Linked DNA regions of Homo sapiens: all the other regions are linked to region 4. A link is a contact called in ENCODE Hi-C or POLR2A ChIA-PET data. All regions are on one chromosome and are shown on one strand. Each heading gives the region's core, a stretch centred on a gene start or an enhancer-like site at or near the end of the contact. The rest is flanking DNA. Distances are from core to core; before and after follow the strand shown.

What was found. Hi-C counts contacts between places; a loop is a spot of excess contacts on that map. ChIA-PET counts read pairs that join two places held with the same protein, here RNA polymerase II (POLR2A). Pooled maps may share reads with other maps.
Region 1: a loop to region 4 is called in a map of naive thymus-derived CD4-positive, alpha-beta T cell, with 7 times the contacts of the local background. The contact joins the enhancer-like site here to the promoter of WDR19 in region 4. A Hi-C loop is called at or near these places in 1 of 168 maps with a recorded cell type or tissue (naive thymus-derived CD4-positive, alpha-beta T cell) and 10 of 50 pooled maps. POLR2A ChIA-PET finds 5 or more read pairs at or near these places in 1 of 52 experiments (naive thymus-derived CD8-positive, alpha-beta T cell).
Region 2: a loop to region 4 is called in a map of CD8-positive, alpha-beta T cell, with 3 times the contacts of the local background. The contact joins the enhancer-like site here to the promoter of WDR19 in region 4. A Hi-C loop is called at or near these places in 3 of 168 maps with a recorded cell type or tissue (CD8-positive, alpha-beta T cell and naive thymus-derived CD4-positive, alpha-beta T cell) and 9 of 50 pooled maps. POLR2A ChIA-PET finds 5 or more read pairs at or near these places in 2 of 52 experiments (activated T-cell and endothelial cell of umbilical vein).
Region 3: a loop to region 4 is called in a map of CD8-positive, alpha-beta T cell, with 24 times the contacts of the local background. The contact joins the promoter of PGM2 here to the promoter of WDR19 in region 4. A Hi-C loop is called at or near these places in 4 of 168 maps with a recorded cell type or tissue (B cell, CD8-positive, alpha-beta T cell and naive thymus-derived CD4-positive, alpha-beta T cell) and 11 of 50 pooled maps.
Region 5: a map of naive thymus-derived CD4-positive, alpha-beta T cell shows a loop between it and region 4 (2.6-fold over the local background). The contact joins the enhancer-like site here to the promoter of WDR19 in region 4. A Hi-C loop is called at or near these places in 1 of 168 maps with a recorded cell type or tissue (naive thymus-derived CD4-positive, alpha-beta T cell) and 6 of 50 pooled maps. POLR2A ChIA-PET finds 5 or more read pairs at or near these places in 2 of 52 experiments (T-cell and activated T-cell).

Annotation. Positions count from the first base shown.
Region 1 is chr4:38,130,992-38,133,737 of GRCh38, reverse strand. It overlaps TBC1D1 (TBC1 domain family member 1), which reads right to left. Exons shown (of 22, transcript NM_001396959.1): 21 at 481-654. Among named protein-coding and RNA genes, the nearest start is that of PTTG2, 170 kb to the right of the region's middle. RefSeq lists a silencer at 661-800. Within about 2 kb of position 1,322, at least 28 of the 41 ENCODE cell types and tissues checked have a DNase peak (open chromatin) inside an H3K27ac peak, as active enhancers do.
Region 2 is chr4:37,969,527-37,972,226 of GRCh38, reverse strand. The region is part of intron 2 of TBC1D1 (TBC1 domain family member 1); the gene reads right to left. Among named protein-coding and RNA genes, the nearest start is that of PTTG2, 10 kb to the right of the region's middle. Within about 2 kb of position 1,311, at least 8 of the 41 ENCODE cell types and tissues checked have a DNase peak (open chromatin) inside an H3K27ac peak, as active enhancers do.
Region 3 is chr4:37,825,293-37,827,992 of GRCh38, reverse strand. PGM2 (phosphoglucomutase 2) reads right to left here and starts at 1,307. Exons shown (of 14, transcript NM_018290.4): 1 at 1,180-1,307. The coding sequence starts at 1,260. RefSeq lists enhancers at 635-1,134, 1,135-1,636, 2,669-2,700 and a silencer at 1,125-1,424.
Region 4 is chr4:39,181,037-39,183,825 of GRCh38, reverse strand. It overlaps WDR19 (WD repeat domain 19), which reads right to left and starts at 1,297. Exons shown (of 37, transcript NM_025132.4): 1 at 1,263-1,297. The coding sequence starts at 1,268. RefSeq lists enhancers at 259-328, 1,029-1,178, 1,303-1,597, 1,449-1,628.
Region 5 is chr4:38,161,037-38,163,736 of GRCh38, reverse strand. LOC124900693 (a long non-coding RNA gene) reads right to left here. Exons shown (of 2, transcript XR_007058099.1): 2 at 2,191-2,700. Among named protein-coding and RNA genes, the nearest start is that of PTTG2, 200 kb to the right of the region's middle. RefSeq lists an enhancer at 2,389-2,700. Within about 2 kb of position 1,341, at least 16 of the 41 ENCODE cell types and tissues checked have a DNase peak (open chromatin) inside an H3K27ac peak, as active enhancers do.

The DNA.
Region 1 (2,746 bases), core at 73-2,572, 1.1 Mb after region 4:
AATCAAATCTTTGTATATGCACCAAGGACTCACAAAGAATTATCATCTCTTCTGGTTTGTTATATTTATTTCTGTGTTACTTTCCTCCTTTACCATCCCTCTGTGGACCTAGCTGGTTTTGCTCATAGAAGTTAAAAGCTCTTAGATTCTCTTTGAGTAATGACAACGGCTGGCATTCAGCTAACAGGCCACGGCATCCTGAATCCAAGTTCATCTCTGGGCCTGTCCCCTAAAAGAGTTAAGTGCAGAAACAGCCTCTCAGAAAGCTCTGGGACTGCCTGACCTTAGCAAAGGACAATCTGTCTGCTCCATAATAAAAAGGACCCATTCTCCCGGGATACCTTTGATCCCAACTATAAACAGATCAGGGTGGGAAAGGTCCTCTGGTCATGGGAAAGCCCAGCCTGCTGTTGCCTTTGGTGAGTTAATGAACTACCATATATTTGTGATTCAGGAAGCTGCTTTATAAATATGCTCTACCTGCAACTGTTCAAGGAGGTCAAGGTTCTGTTTGCGTAAGCTGCTGTTGGTTTTCTCTAATTTATCCATTCTTTGGTTGTCACTGAGAGGAGAGGAATCGATAAGTTCTTCTTGAAGGACGTGGTACTCAACTTCATAAGCTTGTAACTGTTTAGCGATGTCCATTTCAAATACCTGTTATAGAAAGAAAAGTCATCACGTACTAAAACTGAGAAAAACCCCACAAGTACAGGCAGGCGTCTGCAATCACGACAATGCGCACCTGTGAAGCGTCTCCTCTACGCTTAGCTCTACACTTGGTACTAGAAGTAATAAATAAGAAAAACTACGCACTGAGAAGGTAATAATTTTACTTGGGACAAAAGGATATAAGAAACATCTAGAAATAATTCCAAGGTAACATTAAGTACAGGTTTTTGATACTCACCTTCCAAAAGCCAAAAAAAAAAAAAAAACCTCTCATTTTTAAAGACATAAAAATTTATTTTTAGTTCTTATTTCACTTCTTTTCTCTGAAAATTCTGTTAGGTTAGATACATCAACTATGGGTTAAAAGGAGAAAAGAAACAAAAGAATCATAGCCTGTTTGCAGAGTCACCAAGTCAAAGTTTAATTATAGTTCAGTTGGGTTTTCAGAGTTACAAGAACAGCTAAGTAATGGGACTGTTTACTAAAAAACTCTCCTTTGCACACAAATATGCAGAAATGAGCCAAAACCCACATGTCACCCACACAGATGAGTGAATACGAAACGATGCCTGAGTTGTCTTCTTTCCCACAATAGTAATGGTGACGAAAACACCACACGTGTGAAAAACAACTCCTAAGTGCCTAAGTGACTCAAGCCGTCCGTGTCTGTACTTTCTCTTGGTAAGGAAGGCAGGGCGGAAAGCAGAATCAGAAGACAGCTGCTGCTGCTGCTGCCCAAGGCATTTCCTTTCTTTCCAGTTGTTTCTATGAGAGAACCCCAGGGGCTGGGGCCTCTCAGCACAGCAGTGAAGCCCTAACGTTTATCTGATGGATCTGAGAATGCAGTCAAGCTGGGACCATCTTAAAAGAAAAAAAAAAAAAACCCTGCTAGATCAGAACACACATTCAGAAAGTGAAGTCAGGCTTTAAAAGGGCAGAAACTGCCTCTCTATTGCATTGCCTTAAGCAACTCCAATATTGTTAAAAATCAGTGTAAAACTACTTCTTCTGATGGCTCCCTACTGGCATTCAAACTAGCCTATCTTCCCTGGAATCAATTTTCAAAAACCATGTTTCCTTTCTCACCATTCCCAACAATCTTATTTTCTCTTCCTTGAGATGAATTTTTCAGCTTGCTGTTTTTGATTCAGTGGATAATATTAATAAGGCACAAAAGTCATTTGATGCCTAAAAACTAAAATCCATTATATCTGTGGGGTGTGTGTGCATGTGTGCGAGGGGAGTAAGAGGGAGAGAGAGAATTGTTTACTGGATTGAACTGATTCTCTTTTGTCCTTCAGAGCGACCGTGAGGTCAGCAGGGATTATTATCTCCATTTGACAGCCGAGGTAACTGGCTCAGAGGCTTTGAGTCAGCCTTAAAATTGCGGCTCCACTGGCGACTCTATGAATGACTTGAGCTCGGTACTTAACCTCTCTCAGCCACAGTTCCTGGCCTCCCACCTGGGGCAGACAGCGCCTACCTCCCAGGATGGCTGTGAGAATTAAACGAGGCAACTCCTGGAAGTTCCCAGCACACGCCTGGCAGGTTGAGCAGGCGCTCTCTTAGCTAAGGGATCTGCTTCCACACACCTGCCACAAAACCCTCACATTTCAACCTCAGCAAAACCATCATCAATGGATGCCACGTCATGGAACTTCTGAATAGTCTGAACAGTAAAAACCACAAATGTTAAAACTGAGATTGTTTGGCACTCATGTATAATTATAAATATGGTGCTGAATAAATGTCATGTACACTATTACTTTTTTTCTTTCACAAAGATTTAAGTGATCTCCTAACCTGGAAAGCCTGGGAACAAAACCTCTGGCTTTTCCTACGGATTGATGTTCTGTGTTAAGTTAATGGCTCTCAGCAGTACCCAAAGCCATAAACTCTTCCAGGCCTCCATTAATCCCTAGGAACCACCCTGGGTCACAATCATCTCTGCTTAATTGCCTGATGATCTCCTGACTGCCAAGACTCCTAGGCCCTTCATTCTGCAGTTATGCCCCTGAATTTACCCCAAACCATGGCAATATGAGGCTGGTGGTCAAAGGAGAACCCTGGTCACTGA
Region 2 (2,700 bases), core at 62-2,561, 1.2 Mb after region 4:
ACAGGCATGAACCACCGCACCCAGCCAGGCATCAGTAATTTTTAACATCTCCAAGGTGTTTCTCTCATGCAGTCAGAATTGAGAACCTCTGCAGACAGAATAGTCATTGCTCAAAGACACTGATAGTTTCCAGCCCTGATTGTCTATCAGAGTCACCTGTAATGGGAAGGTGGCCAAGTGAGAGAGAGAGTAGAGGGTCTCAGATGATTGGGCTGTTTTGGAGCAAAGGTCAAATTCTCAGAGACCTCAAAGAGCAAGCAGGTCATATAAATGTGTGAAGAGGGCAAGGTGTGAGAGGATAAAGAATGAAGTAACTACAGCATCTTAGAGAATGCATTCTCAATTATTAAAACACTCCACCTAGCCAAGTCAAATGTGTCAGCCCACTGAATTCAGCCACAGAGGTCATTATTGGTGTTGACCCATAATGTTGACTCTGGGTTTACTTAAAGCTTAGAAATATATTCTAGCAAGTGATTCTGATTATCAGCCAGGATCAAGAACCACTCTTACAGTTTTAGATCCTTTACTTTAAAATATATATATATAGTTGCTCTGTGGAAAGCAATAGGCTATCCAAATAGGACTGCAGAGATCTAAACACGATAGTATCTGATATGGTTTGGCTGTGTCCCCACCCAAATCTCATCTTGAATTGTAGCTCCCATAATTCCCATGAGTTGTGGGAGGGACACAGTGGGAGATAACTGAATCATGGGGGTGATTTCCCTCATCCTGTTCTCATGGTAGTGAATGAGTCTCATGAGATCTGATGGTTTTATAAGGCAAAACCCTTTTTGTTCGGCTCTCAATTCTTCTCCTGTCTGTTGCCGTGTAAGATGTGACTTGCTCCTTCTTGCCTTCTACCATGATTTTGAGGCCTCCCCAGCCACGTGGAATTGTGAGTCAATAAACCGCTTTCCTTTATAATTACCCAGTCTTAGGTATGTCTTTATTAACAGCATAAGAATAGACTAATACAGTATCCCTACAGAAATCTCAAATTGTTGTCTAAGTAACTTTAAAAGGATGCTTTAATGTCTCACCATCTCAGCACTCCTGAGACATTAACGGAGGACTTGAAAGGCAGGGGGGCCGGTCTGGGAACTGGAAGAGTTGCTTCCCTACTAAGCCTGACCATATCCCCACCAAAACAAACCCTGACACTCCTGCCCCAGCTCTTCTGCCAATTTCTTCTTTTGAGGAGGAACAAGAAGCAAGGGCGGCAAAACCTCCTGTAAGTTTAGGAGGTGATGCCAGGCAGGCTGCCCTCTAGTGGGGGGGGCCAGTGAGGCAGGGACACATGCAAAAGAATGACCTCACTCTGCCAGCTTGCTCCTCCCCACCCTAAGACCTGGTTAAAAATAGAGCCATTGTAATACAAACTCTACAAGGAAGTTCAACTGGGTTTCAAGTGAATCAGAACCACTTGGCAATGGATCAGGAATTCAGTTCACAAATATGAATATTCATTAGCACCTATTTTGGAAAGCCACAGAAGTCCTTGCAGGAAATAGCAAAATGGAGTCAGACCAGAATCCTGCCCTCAAGGGGCATAGAGGGTAGCAGGGAAGCTCAGGCAGGGAAAAGAGTGACAAAAGCCTGAAGTTATTTTCCCTCAAAGTCCAGGTGAAGCTTCGATGAGTTCCCAGAGGAAGGAAAATAACTTCAGGCTGCAAAGGAAAACCCAGCTTCCTGGCTGGTTTCAGGCCATTTACAGAAGGTGGAGAGGGAATGGGCTTTCCAGGAAGAAGGATCCGCATGGAGAAAGGCTTAGAAGATTAACGTTCTCTGGAAATCAGGCCTTGCATAGGAGGAGATAGGACAGAAATCAGAGCTTCATAGTGGAGAGGGAATGTTAGTGTAAGTTTGATGATATGCAATCATCTCTTACAAACAGAAAAATTTGTTTCCAAAGAAACCCATATTTGCCAAGGATAATACCAAATCCTGAAAATCTAATACTAAAAATCCCTCTGCATAAATTGAAAACATATATGCCCATGTAAAAATGTGTCCATGAATGTGCACAGCAGCACAACTCCCAAGAGTGGAAACAACCCAGCTGCCCTTCAACTGATGAATGGATCAACAAGATATGGTATATCCACACAATGGAATATTATTTGGCTATAAAAAGTAATGAAGTACTGATACATGCCACAGCACTGATGGACCTTGAAAGCACTATGCCAATTGAAATAAGCCAGTTACAAAAGACTGCATACTGTATGATTCTATTTATATGAAATATCCAGAACAGGCAAATCCATAGAGACAGAAAATAGACTAGTAGTTACCGGGGGCTGGAGAGAGGAGAAAATAGGGAGAGACTGCTAATGGGTGCAGGGTTTCTTTTTGCAGTGATGACAATGTTTTGGAATTAGATGGTGATGATGGTTACATTAATATACTAAATACCAAAATTTGTGGATTTACTAAATACCAAAATGTTACAGAATGTAAATTACATCTTAATTTTGGTAAATCCCGCTGTGTGATGATGATTGAATGACTTTAGGTAAGTTAAGTCACTGGGCCTTTGTAATAATGGATCCCACACTTAAAAGGGATAGTTTTGGCTGGGTGTGGTGACTCATGCCTGTAATCCCAGCACTTTTTGGGAGGCTGAGGCAGTGGATCACCCGAGGTCAAGAGTTCAAGGCCAGCCTGGCCAACGTGGTGAAACCCCATCTCCAC
Region 3 (2,700 bases), core at 58-2,557, 1.4 Mb after region 4:
TGACCTACTATGTGTCATGCACTATGCCTATGCCAGGCACTACAAACCAAGGTAGTGAGAATAGAGAGGCCTGGCCACATAATTTATGGAGGTCCAGTGCACAATGAAAGTGGGTGACCTCTTGTTTTACCAGTAAGACTTTCAAGACAGGACAGCAGGACATTAAAACAACAGTGGGCCCTTCAAGGAGCGCGAGTCCTGTGAGACTGCAGGGGTCTCTCGCCCCTGAAGTCGGCCCTGGAGACAGACATTAAACAAACCTACAAACAAGTGTTTTTGGAGTTTTTTGTTTTTACCATTTGTAGTAAGAGCTATAAAGGAAAATAACAGACTGTTTAGAGTGAATATTAGGGATAAATAATTTAACGCTTCGGAGCCAAGGAAGGACTGACTCTCTACGTAAGCCACATTTAAGTTCAGGCACAAAATATGAGTCACAACGGGAGAAACAAGTTCAGCAGGAGAGCAGCGAGGGACATTCCGAGAAAACCTAACAGCAAGCAGAACAGGTCGAAAGGGCGAGACGCAAGTTTATAGAGAGGAGAGGGAGTGATGTCCAGAGCTGGGTTCCTGATTCTAAGAAACGGAATGAAGAGAGAGAAAACCGTGCTGTGTCCCAGGTGTGCCTCCCTGGCAGTCAAAGTTCTAAGGGGGACTCCTGAAGCCAGGCGGGCCCACCCGGGAGGACAACCCACGTTTGTAACCAAGCCCTCGGGATGGGAGGACCGGACCAGAACGCTGCTCTGCAAAGGTCTCAGCGGCCAAAGGAATACGCGGGACGGAGCGATTCTGGGTCCATGGGGATGCACAGCCGACTACCGACGACGAGCCAGCGGTCTGAGTGACAGTAAGGCGTGCGCCCCTCAACTAGACAGCGTCCAGGGTCTGGCCGCGCTTACACCACCCTGGCTCGCTCCTCTACTCCGAACTTGCAGTCCGGCCGGCCGGATGGCTGGTTTCGTCCGGGGACAAGCCTTCCCGGCCTAACTCTGAACGTGCCGCATGCCGGCCAGGTCGAAGGAAGCCTAGCAGCGGCCGTACGCTCCTGGGTCTTCCCGGGGGAGAAGCGGGATGCACTGGGCGGGAAGGCAGCTCAGGCAGAGCAAGCAGCGCCGCGCCTGGAGAGGGCAGAGCACCCGGCCCCGCTCCAGGCGCTCCCCGCCTGCTGGTGCCCCTCACCTTGTCCCAGCGCAGCCACTGGGCGGTCTCCTGGTCCAGCCGGGCGTCCTCGCCTAGACCGCTGCCTTCTGGAGCCGCCATCGCTGAGCTTGTGCTACCGCTGCAGAGGGAAGCAGGCGGTGAGATCTGCCTTCCGGCCCGGCCCCAAGACGTGGAGGCGGAGGCGGGGGCGGGGAGAGCCGCGGCGGAGCCAGTCGGTCCGGGGGAAAGTGACGCGCGCCGCGGCGGGCACGCCTCCTTGCCGTTTGCGGGTGCGCTGCAGGGGGTGGGAGTGAGCGAGGAGGAATTGCGGGGCTAGGGTGGGTTGCTGGAACCTGGCACGTGTGAGAAGGGTTTGCCATCGTCTCTGATGCATCCAGGCTACAGCCAGCCGTGAGTTCCTGCTGCGCGCCAGGCACATGTCAGATGCTGGGATACCAGGAAGTGCACCCAGATAGGGGCCTGAAGACTATGTAGAAACTCAGAGGGTCAAGAACAGCCAGAAAAAAATCTTGAAAAAGAAAAGCAAAGTAGGAAGACCAGTGGAACATAAGATAGAGACCAGAAACAAAAATACACGTGTATGGACAATTTATTTCAGAGGCGGGGCTGCAGAGCACAGGAAGGAACTATTTTTGGTTAATGGTGCTCGGTCAAAGGGATATCCACGTAGGGAAAAGAAAAAAGGGAACTTGGCCCCCTACCTCCCATCACACACAGCTCTGAACTCCAGATCAATTGTATCTCTAAGTGCGAAAGGTAGTGTAGCAGGAGGAGCCGCAGACAAAACTCCTCAGACACCGGATTAAAGAAGGAAGAGGTTTTTATTCGGCCGGGAGCGTCGGCAGACTCGCGTCTTAAGAGCCGAGCTCCCTGAAAAAGAAATTCCTAGCCATTTTAAGGGCTTACAACGCTAAGGGGTCTGTCTACGTGAAAGGGTCATGATAGATCAAGTAAGCGTGAGGAACGTGACTGGGGGCTACATACATCAGCTAACAGAACAAGAAGTTTTACAGTGCTTTCTCATACGATGTCTGGAATTTACGGATAACGCCAGTAGTTTTGGTCAGGGGTTAATATTATTATTATTATTTTAACCACCAGGGCCAGGTGGTGGCGCCAAGGTCGTCTAGCTATTTATCTTACTTCTGTTTTTTTCCAACTTTTTGCTTTCTCTCTTTTCTCCTGTCTTATAAACTAGGGAAAAGGGGAGGTGGGGGAGAAGCTGGGAAGGACAGCAGAAATGGTGGTCTCTTTCCATAGTAGCGTGAAACTTAGGGAAACTAACATAGGAGCACATCTTCCTGACGCTGGTATCACCAAGCCATAAAGAAGATGCATACCCATAAGCATAAAAAAGCACGGGCAAGAATATTTCTAGCAGCATTATTTGTAAAAGCCTCAAACTGGAAACAACCCAGATGACCATCGACAATACAATGGATAAATACTTGGTAGTATATCCATACCAATTCATATAAATAAATCATGGCACATTGATAGAGCAATGCAGGTGAACTACTGTTATACACAACATCATGA
Region 4 (2,789 bases), core at 48-2,547:
AACTGCTAGTTTCACAACCAAAAAACCAAGACTTAAATTTTGTTTGTAGCTTATTAGCTGTAGGGCTTTAAGTAAGTCGTTTAAATTGCCTCCAGCAAAAAATTCTCAACTGTAAATCATGAATAATAACTCTTCACTTCTAATATTTCATAAATTGTAAAGAGCTTTAGAAATAAAAATGGGAGTTATGATTACTGGTCCGTCAATTCCAATTTCCACACTAATAGCCACGAAGAAGCATGAGGACATCTAAAATAATTTTAAAATTGAGCCTTCCAGCCGGGCGCGGTGGCTCACGCCTGTAATCTCAGCACTTTGGGAGCCCGAGGTCGGGGGATCATGAGGTCAGGAGAGTGACAGCATCCTGGCTAACACGGTGAAACCCCATCTCTACTAAAAATACAAAAAATTAGCTGGGTGTGGTGGCACGCGCCTGTAGTCCCAGCTACTCGGGGGGCTGAGGCAGGAGAATCGCTTGAACCCAGGAGGTGGAGGTTGCAGGGAGCAGAGATTGCGCCACTGCACTCCAGCCTGGGTAACAGAGCGAGACTCAGTAAAAAAAAAAAAAAAAAAAAGCCTTCCATTTCTTTGCCAGAGCAGAGCAAGGGGGGACTGCTCTGATAAATCAGAAAGTGGGGTGAACAAGAAGCCCAAGCCTAGAAACCGTGCGTGCAGAGGATGAGGCACATGAGCGTGAGACCTGAGTTTTCGGGTGCAGATTTCCCGTCAATAATGTACACTCGCTAGCAGGTGATTGGACTGGTCACAGGTAATACATTTTGAAGTTATTCTTTAGGAGGCTTTTCATTCTTTTTAAGGCGCTGGGCAGCTGCGCGGCTTGCCAGAGGCTTAGCCCCAAGAAATGAGGTAGCTCGTGACATCGGACCCAGTCAACTTCACAGCGACCCTCCAAACGCGTTAACTCGACCAGTTCTTTCCGCGTGCGAAGCTGGGGTATCTTTAGATCCAGTCCGCTCATTTCGGCCAGGGAGGGGTTCCCACTTTCTGCACCGCTTCTACGGCGTCTGCAGTCCCCAAAACGAGAGGCCTCTCTCTCCGCCCTCTCCTCTCCTCCTATTTTCTTTCCTTTCTCTCGTCCCTTCAGCTTCGCCCCCGCTCTCTCTGGCCACCTCTCTCTCTCTCTCTCTTCCTCATTTCCAACGAACTCAGAAGGGAGAGGGACAGATATCCTCTTTTAAAAGCGACCAAGGGCCAGTAGTCGCGTTTTCCCGCCCCACCCCGGGAATTTGTAAGTTATTTACCTTCATCTCCACGCTCGAGCCGCTACGCGAACTATGAAGTACGCAGGCGCACCCGGTCTCCACCAAGCAGGCTACCGCGTTCCCGTCACCCAGGAGACCGCGCGAGCAGCGACCAATCAGCGAGTGCTAATTGAAAGGCGGTGCCTCGAGGGGCCGGGCCAAGCGCACCGCCCTCTGCGAGGGTGGGTGAGAGGCGGAGGGTGGAATCACATGACATCAGAGACGCTAACCCTGGGAAGTTGGGCGTCGCGAGGCCTTGCTGAGCCTCGGCTTCCTGGCTGGCTCTGATTGGATGAGATTCGTCCGGGAGAGACGGGCTCTGTGAGCCCTCAAAGGCGCGTGCGTAAATTTTGGACCGCGATGACTAAGATGTCAGTGCTGGCCAAAGGGGGCGCCGAGAAGCTGAAGGAAAGAAGACGCAGAATGTTAGATTAAAGGAGGCAGGATGGGCTAAATACTCCTATACAGTCCACGCAAAGAGGGGTTGGACGAGCTCGGGTATATCTTTTTTTCTTCCAGGTTTCTGGGGTAGAAGGGAGGAGGCATAAGAGGTACAATAGTTTATTTCAAGGTAGGGTTGTTGGTGCTTTTTTTTTTTCAGTTTCACCAAAATCTTTTTTTTTTTTCAATGTCAACAAAATGTGCTAGCTAACGTGGGCAGGAAAAATGAGCTCCAATAGTTTTCCTTTAGAGTTTGGATCTGGCAGCTTTTCCCCAAGTATAAAGCCCTGTTGTACAGTATTTGTGCTGCATTATTTATAGCATGAAAGTGCATCTTTTACCCAAGCGTCTGAAAGTGTTGAAACAGTCTACCTTTTGCTTTTCTTTTCGACATCAGGTAGGAATCTGATTGGCTTAGAGAAAGTTAATCAATGATTTGAAATAACTAATAATGAATGTTTGCAAATTCTTAAGTAGGGTGCTATGCCTTTGCACTGGGGTTTTCAGTTACGTTACGACAGGGGTCCGGATCCAGACCCCAAGAGAGGGTTCTTGGATCGCGCGCAAGAAAGAATTCAGGGCGAGTTCTCAGTGCTGAGAAAAGCAAGTTTATTAAAACACGTAAAGTGGTGAAAGGACAGCTACTCCATAGACAGAGTAGGACATTCCTGAAAGCAAGAGAAGGGACGCATCCACCCTAGGTACAATGCTTGTATATATGGGGAGATGTGCTCTGCTACAAGGGTTTGTGATCAAAGATTAATTTTCTTAATTATTTTGCAGGAATTGATATTATTATCTTTAAAGCAAAATTAGGAATGCCTTTGTTCTCCAGATATCCCGATATCTGGGTCTGTTTTAGTAAACATTATTAATTTATTCCCTTAATCGTAAACATCTAGAGGCGAGGAATGCCCAAATTCTGAGAATTCAGCCCAGCAAGTCTCAGCCTCATTTTCCTAGCCCTCACTCAAAATGGAATCGCTCTGGTTCAAACGCCTCTGACAGTTAGGTTAATTACTTAAATTTTTACTGAAAGATTCCTCTGCTGAAAGGGTAACCATTTAAAAATAGCCAGAGCAATCA
Region 5 (2,700 bases), core at 92-2,591, 1.0 Mb after region 4:
AAGTTTCTCAAAACCATGGACTGAAACCTCTCTTTTTAATGAGATTTCTCATTAGAGTTGTGAAAGAAGCAATTGACAAAGCCCTAGATTCCAAGGCATTTTAGATCCATATTTAAGTTTGTTCAATATTGAAGGATGCTTAGGACCTTTAAGGATTACTTAAATCCTTGAACCCCACATCCTAACTAGCCTTTCCCCTCCTATCCCCAAGCCTACACGCATTTCTTTATCCTAGAATTATTTCTTAAATCATGGACTTTTACTGTGAAAAGGAACCTTGGGGCTGGGCACCATGGCTCACACCTGTAATCACAGCACCTTGGGAGGCCGAGACAGGTGAATCACAAGGTCAGGAGTTTGAGACCAGCCTGGCCAACATGCTGAAATCCTATCTCTACTAAAAATACAAATATTAGCTGGGTGTGGTGGTGCACCTGTAGTCCAACTACTTGGAAGGCTGAGGCAGGAGACTCGCTTGAACCTGAGAGGCACAGGTTGCAGTGAGCCAAGATTGCACCACTGCACTCCAGTTCAGGCGATAGTGCGAGACTCTGTCTCAAAAGAAAAAAAAAAAGAAAAGAAAAGGAACCTTGTAAGGATGAATCCATTCCACTTCCCTATTTTATTGCTGTGGAAACTGAGGCCCAGAGATATGGCTGACTTGCCGTAAGCTTTACAGTGAGTTCATGGTCAAGCCAAGATAAAGCCTCAATCTCCTGATTCCTGTTTCTGCAGCCAAAATCAATGACAAATGAAATGTGCACACAGTGTTTCATGATGGCAAAACCAGGGACAGAAATTTTACAGGAAATACCCATGGATACAGCCTGCCAAATGTACCTACTTGGTTGTGAGCATTATTAATTAGGTAATAAATGCAAAGGACATAGGACAGCGCCAAAATATTTTAACCGATGGATACTATTGTGGCAGAGCAAGCAGCATGTCCCAAGACCAGATGAGGGCCCCGTGGGAAAAGAAGCAGGTGTGGGGTAGTGTGGGGTGGTCTTGGGGCTTAAAGGCATGGACTGAAGACCTCAGCAGAGGGACTGGACGTGGCACCTCCAGAATCCCAGGAGCTGGGGAAAGAATCACATGAGACCACCTGAAGGGACAGAGGTGCTTCAGCCTGGGTCAATGGAACCACAGGCGAGAGCAGCCCAGCTGGAGGCCTTTGTGGAGCTCATGGCAGGGTCAGCTTTAATCATCAGCCAGGCTGCTCCAGGGAGGCCAGCTGTCCGGCCCAAAAGCCTTAGGCTGCCCAGCCACATGAGAGCTGTTTCATCCTCATACCTCTCCCCTTTCTGGGCTTCATTCCAGGAATGGAGGGAAATAGCAGCAAACAAAGGGAAGGAGGTGAGCAGAGGGAGGGGAAAGGAAGAGGGCCATGACCCCTTCCCAGGGCAGACTTCCTGGGTGAGACAGGTCCCAGCCAGGGAAGGAAAGAAGATTTAAAGCTAAATTGTTTCTGAAGTTTTAACTATTATCTGCAACTTGGAATGCTAAAATCTGAATGGAGGCCATTTTGTGCAATTCAAAGGATATTTTATTGTCTGAATGTGACCTTGAGATCTCTGGTCTACCCAAGTCATCAGCAGGGGTAGAGGAATGCTGCCCCTACCCAATAGAATTAATTTAAAGAGGCAATGAGAGGCCCCACAAAACTTAGATCTGCCCCTACTGCTGTCATGGGATTTATAGGTGATGATAGAAGATAGATAGATGATTGATAGATAGATAGATAGATAGATAGATGATAGATAGATAATAGATAGATTGATAGATAGATAGATAATAGACAGATGATAGGTAGATAGATGATAGATAGTAGATAGATGATAGATAATAGGTAGATGATAGATAGATGATAGACAGAAGATAGATAGATAATAGCTAATAGATGATAGATAATAGATTGATAGATGATAGGTAGGTAGATAAATCGAGAGATGATAGATAGGTAGACAGATGATAGATAGAGTTGCATTTTGTTCACAGTGTCCTTTCCACCTTTTTGTAATGTGCCAGTTACACGTGATCTTAATCGTCATTCTGGCTGTTACACATGTGCAGTGTTGTTTCCTAAATAAACACTCTCCACTAACAGGACCCACATTGATTCCACTCTCGTGCACTCACTCATGAGTCATAATTAATTTTTAGACACTCTTTGAAGAATCACCTTCCTGATTGTATGTATGAAAGTTTTATTTTCTATAGTAATACACATTATACAGGCCAATATGAATTCAACATAAGCTCAAAATGGCAATTATTGTCTTCTAATGTCTGCAAACTATAGAGTCCCATACAGTGTTTTCACTGTATGACCCAGACCTCCCCCATCATGCTCAGCCAAAAGCCTATTCTGTACAGATTACATTTAGTCAGTTTTTTATTCATTCATCATTCATTGGATTGGGTATCGTCTGTATGCAAATCCTTCTGTGGGGTGCTGGAGATACAAATTTGATAGCTGGATGGACACACAGTCCCTGCCCTCAATGCACCCATGATCTAGTACCATATGAATTGATGGATATTAAATTGTTATGATAACCAGCGATGAGGATGATGTCAGCATTGTTTACAAGTTGCCATGGGAGCACAGGAGGAAGTAGTTAGCTTTCTTTTGCAATGACTCAGATCAGGTTTCACAGAAGAGAAGATCAATGGGGCTGGAATGATCAGTAAGACTTT